Linked DNA regions of Mus musculus: region 1 is linked to region 2. A link is a loop called in an ENCODE intact Hi-C map of the cell type or tissue named here. Cell type or tissue: gastrocnemius. All regions are shown on one strand. Links, peaks and the distances in the headings refer to the core of each region. The heading gives the core; the rest is flanking DNA. Region 1 has its middle 6.5 kb from the start of Snora26. Region 2 has its middle 14 kb from the start of Gm32002.

Region 1 (2,924 bases), core at 104-2,603, 48 kb before region 2:
GAGTTATTCACATTTTTCAAGAAAGAACTCAAAAGACAGTAAGACAAGTCCCATCATGCGGACTGTCTCCTGGCCTACCCTAGTCTTCCTTTTCTTCCTGGTCGCTCTTGCTTTACATCCACCCCAGGATTACTCATGCAAGCAGCCTGGCTCTGCTTCTCCTGCACTAATCTCATTAATGCAAATCTGATCACATCTCTTAAATCTGATCTGAGCCTCTCAAATGTCAAATTCTGCGATGCCTTGTTGCTTATAGGTTCCTGCAGACACTTTATTCTACTGTAACAGATGACAGGTAAATACACAGAAAATTAATGAAGCCAGTATTGAAGTTTCACAAACAAATCACACTCAGGATCGAACATAATCAGCCTGGACCATTTCCCCTCAGATCCTTAGCCACTGTCCTTTACCCTGGGGGCCACACCCTGTTTTCTGTGGGTAGAGTACTAACCTTGTGTTTACATGGGTCAAGACACGTCAACCCGCATTTTTGTTTCTGGTTTCTTTATCTCGATATTTCGAGGTTCACCCATATTCTTTGTAGTTTGGTCATGAGAATGCATTCCATTATGTGAATACAGTAATGGAATTACGTGTATCCAGATAAATGTTGACAGTAATTGGAGTTGTTTACATTTTGAAGCTATTAGAACATTGCTTCTGTGGCCGTCGTGATGACATCGTTAGAAGCATGAGACATGGTGCGCACATCTCTTGGTTGGATGCCAACAGACAGAAGTCTTGGATCAAGGTTATGGCCATGCTCACACTGATATGTTTAATGTTTTCCAAAGTGTTTGTGTTTTTTACACTCTCGTTAGCAACATATGGGAGTTGCAGTTCAATCAGCATTTTTTTTTCCATTTTGGTGGGTGATAATCGAGTTGCCTATGTTTTTAATTTGCATCTCTATGGTAATTAAGTTGAACACTTGTTTTGCTCACTCGTTTAGTTTGAGACTATGTCAGATATAGTCCATGCTGGCTTGGAATGCATCATGTAGCTGAGGATGACTTTAAAAAACAAACATACATACAAACCAACCACCATTTACTTCTGGGAGGGGGGTGGTTGTGGCACGATGCTTATGTGCAGGTCAGAGGGCAACCCCAGGGAGGCAGCTCTATACTTCTACCCTGTGAGTTCTGGGGATGGAGTCAGGCCATCGGGCTTGGCAGCAAGGGTGTTTTCTGCTGAGCATATACTCACAGCCAGGACGATTTGTGTCTGTTGATGCTTCTCTATACAGATAGCACTACCATCCTTGCCCGCTGAGCCCCTTCTTCTCTGCTTAGCAGCTACTCAGCAGCTACTCAGAAATAACCCTGTGAGACATTTGCTAAAGCTCTTTTTTCCTGAATGTTTTGTGTCTTCCTGCCATTTAACGACTATGGAGCATCTTGAGTATTTGACAAATTTTAAATAAAGTTAAATTCCTTAAACTGACCACATACATTCTGTTGCCAATACTTTCATAAGACTGGTTATTTGATAATGTCCACCCCTCCCTCTATCCATCTTAACACTTGCATTTCAAAGTAAATTGCTGCTAGCAATGCCTGCTAAGTCTTGTAAATACTTGTTTCTGCATGTACTTTTTCTTTTTTAACTAGAACCCAGTGGGAGGTCTCTTTTGATGTAAAATGCACAGAACATTCACAAATTGTTAGCATGGCAAATTTTGAATATTCGTTCACTTGTGAAACCAGAATTTCTTATCAAATATATATAGCACCCTGCCACCCTACAGAGTCCTTCACAGCCCCTCCCATTCCCACCTGCTCAGAGTGAGTCACGTGATTGTCAGCCCCACTATGGGCTACGAATGCCAATTCCAGAATTTGGTATAAGTGGAAATGCATGGTATATCCTTTGCTGTATGGCCTTTTCTCTGCAAACTTATTTGTGACTTAACTATGTAATTGCACAGTAAACATTTACTCCTTTTGAAGTTTTCAGAGTAGACATCCACTTGATGAGGCAGATTATTATAAGTATGTGGGGTTTTATTTTTAATTTAGTGTGTGTGTATGTCGACTGTGTGTATGTATGCCGTGTGGATGTGGTGCCCTTGGAAGCCAAACCAGGAGGGTGTTTGATCCCTGGAGCTGGAGTTCCGAGAGCTTGTGTACCCCTGACATGGGTGCTGGGAACTGACCTGGGTCTTCTGGAAGAGTGCTATATGCTCTGAACCACTGAGCCATCTCTCCTGACCCATAAGCATAAATCCATTTATTGAAGCATAGGTACACTAAATTCTTATATATTCAACCTTTCAAACATGATAGATTTGGAGGTAACTTAATACTTTTCAGACTATCAACATGATCAATGCCTTAAACATATCCATCACTCCCATGATCCCTCCCTGCCTCCCCTTCTTTATTAACATCATAATGATTCAGACCTTGTCCCTCCACACTGCAAAGCTTTTCTCTCTTCAAGACAGTGTCTCACATTGTGTCCCAGGTGGGCGTCAAACTCTCAGTGACCCTGCCTTGGCTTCCTCGGTGCGAGGGTGGCAGGTGTGAACTGTCTTGCCTGGCTCTGTAATGCTTTCGTAGTGTGGATGTGCTGATTCAGTGGTGTGCGCTTGAAACCTGCCTGAAGAAGAAAGATCTCAAATCTGAGGTCAGAGTGAGACACACGGTGAGCACTTCAAAGTGAGAATGTCAAAAAGGGCGATGAGATGACTCCGCAGGTAAGGCACTCGGTGCCAAGCGTGACGACCTGATCCCGGGGACCCACGTGGTAGAGGGGGAAAACCGACGTCTGGAAGTTGTCCTTGGACCTTCACACTTACTCTGTGCTGGACAAGCACACACCTGTATATGCACGCAGGCTTACACACACTAAATAAACTAATAAACAAATGTAATTAAAATAACATTTAAAACAAAAGTGCTGAGATGGGGTGGTGG
Region 2 (2,924 bases), core at 129-2,628:
ATCTGGGAGTTCTACATCTTGATCTGAAGGCAGCAGGAGGAGACTGTCTACCACACTGGTCACAGTTTATGCATAGGAGACCTTGAAGCCTGCCCCCACAGTGACACACTTCCTCCAACAAGGCCACACCTCCTAACAGTGCCACTCCGTATGGGCCAAGCATTCAAACACATGAGACTATGGGAGCCATTCCTATTCAAACCATCACTGTTACCCCACCTAGCACCAGTGACATGCACTTTGCTTTCCTTTTGATAGCCGTGTGATTTAGTTAAATGATATAATAACATCTGTAAGGGTCAGCAGCAAAGGAGCTTCTTTACTGAGTTAGAATTCCTCAAACCTCCAAGACCTACAGAAGCGTGCAGAGCTCCACAGAGGAGAGGCCAAAGGCTGGTCAACTGACAAACTACCTCAGAACATTTCCATTTACACCAGAATGAGAGCAGTGTGGAAAGTCACCTGGACACACCTACATTATTACTGTGCTAGAGAAAAATTTGGGGATCAGCTGCGAAGAAGTTTGCTTTGCTTGAATGGAGTAGCATTTTATACACAATAGTTATGTATAAGCCTGGGATGTCAAGTTGCTAAATACTCCTAAGGGCATAAAGAGGTTGAATAAAAGACCAGCCCACCCATTCATCATGATACCTCATAAAAATAAAGGAAGCTGAATTGAATGGTGTGTGACCAATCAGAAATCACACAGGTTGTTAGGAAAGCTGATTGGTTCTCTGGGCTTAATTTCCAGTGAGCCATGGCGATGCACTGAATCCACCAACTCAAAATGAGTTAGAGCAGCTCAAACCAGAGGTATCGAGAGGCAAGCTGAATGCACCCTGAGGCTTGGTAAGAACCCAGAAGTGTATACATCAGCTCTGGGGAAGGACTTAGGAGGCTGTACAGAGGTATCCACCTGTGACATCAACAGTTAGGAAACCAAGGCAGAAGAATCATGAATCTAAGGCCAACCTGAGCTACATAGCAAGTTCTAAGGCAGCTATAGAATGAGACCATTTCTTTAAAAAGGAAAAGAAAAGAAAAAAAAAAAACAAACAAACAAGAATACTGGGATGGGGGCTTGTAATTACTTGCAAAATCAAAATAGCATAATTGCTTGGCAATGAGCTAACTGTGATATGGCAGACACTCCTGGCTTCTCGTGGCTCATGTTCTGAGGTTTTTCATTCAGTGTCAGTATGGTAACTAGACCAGAACTCTGTGCACAAAGGCTTTATTTCAAACAAACCCTTCACACACTGCCTGATTATGTCCACACAAAACCACGTATCATCTTAAGGACTGTATATAATGCCAGATGAAACCAAGGTTTCAGATGTCTCCAAAGGTCTGAGTGCCTGGACTGATGTGTCCAAATATGTAGAAGTAGACGTCAGTTCAGTTGACAAATCTCAGATTAGTCCTGGAATTTTTATTTTTAGACTAGCTATTTTTAGTGCAAAACTCCACCAGTGTTCAGGAATAGATGATGGGGCAACTACTTCAAATTCTTGACCCTGGGAAGGGCCCACGTACGCCGAGAGTTCTTTCGAGAGCTGTGTATCCTTCAGGCATCCGCCGTGCCATTTCTCTTGTCATGTGAAACCTAGTCACTCCTCTCAGCAGTTCTGAGCTATAGCTGCACCAGACAAGCAAAGTCACGTGAAAGCCAGAGAGAAGGTGGCACGGGCTCACGGGCAGCTCAGAGTCCAGTAGGACATCAGACAGCCAGGAGTCATTTGCAGACTCTTACTACACTTGCTGCATGCCAGTATCCACAAGCTATGTGAAGTCCCGTCTTAACAGTGTGTGATACCAGCATCTCTACAGTGGCAGCTTGTGAAGAAGAAATCATACGATGAGACAGAAAGCAAAAGACCTAAGAGGGCCCCTTTTAAGTAACTACTCTTCCTTGCAGGAAAAATTAACGCTGCAAGGTCAGCATTAATCCCTTCCAGGTATGGGGTCTGCGTGACCCCTAGCCTAGGCTCTGCCTGTAGGGGCTCCATCACCACCTATGGGGAATAAAGGTCCCAACCCTTCTCCACATCACTGGTTCTCCAGCTCCTTTCTGCTGGTTGTCATGAAGTCATGGAAAGATGTCAGTGAAGGCAGCAAGCATTGCATCTGCTGGTGCCCTAATCTCGAACTTCCATTGTCGACTATGTGAAAAAACGGCATTATGTGGTTTATGATCGTCTGTGAGGCATTTACCATAGCAACCTGAGGGGACTGAGCCTCATAGACTTAAAACAGCCTCGTCTGTGCCAGTGATGACTGGAGCTATGACTTCATTCGAACCCTGTCTCGGAGTCCAGGAGATTTGTCATCTACCTGACTGCCTCTTAGATGACCTATGTGAGTGTCTGGTAGGCACACCCACTTACTTCTTCGTGATCCCTGTATCCGTGACAGAACACCTGGCAGGAACAATGTAAGGAATGATTTGTTGCGGCATTCCGTGCAGGGGATACAATACATCCTGGAGAAGGCCTGGGATAGCTGGAGGCATAGAGACAGAAGTCAGGGAGCAGGGTCTAGAAGGACCACCAATCTGCATGACCTACTTCCCACTTTCTCCAGCTGGAACCCCCTACCAAAACAAAGGTTCCACGACCTCTCAAAATGGTGCTAACCATCTGGGGGAATCAAGTGTTCAGACTCTTAAGCTGATGGGGAACATGACACAATCAAACCGAAACCTCTCGTTTCAGTTAAACTGTGTCTGGAGTCAAGCGTGGTGGTGGAACACTTTAGTCCCTGCACTAAGGAGGCAGAGGGAGGCAGATCTCTGTGAGTTTGAAGCCAGCTGGGGTTATATCATGGGACCCTGCCTCAGACACACACGCACACTGGAGGCAACTCCTAGACCCCTGATCCACTCACTCCCACACCTGCTTCACAATCACAGAAATCCTATG

The links. Hi-C counts contacts between places; a loop is a spot of excess contacts. Peaks named below come from ENCODE experiments on the same cell type or tissue, not always from the same donor. Only the 100,000 strongest peaks of a DNase experiment are listed, where the experiment ranks them.
Region 1: it touches region 2 in a loop (2.1-fold over the local background); 1 of 42 quality-filtered maps calls a loop at or near these places.

What each region holds. Positions count from the first base shown.
Region 1 is chr5:74,098,560-74,101,483 of GRCm38, forward strand. No RefSeq gene overlaps it. Among named protein-coding and RNA genes, the nearest start is that of Snora26, 6.5 kb to the left of the region's middle. In gastrocnemius, for the core only: no CTCF peak of the experiment used is centred there; a DNase peak (open chromatin) is centred at 1,147.
Region 2 is chr5:74,146,267-74,149,190 of GRCm38, forward strand. No RefSeq gene overlaps it. Among named protein-coding and RNA genes, the nearest start is that of Gm32002, 14 kb to the right of the region's middle. In gastrocnemius, for the core only: no CTCF peak of the experiment used is centred there; no DNase peak of the experiment used is centred there; H3K4me3 peaks cover 413 bases; H3K27ac peaks cover 1,292 bases.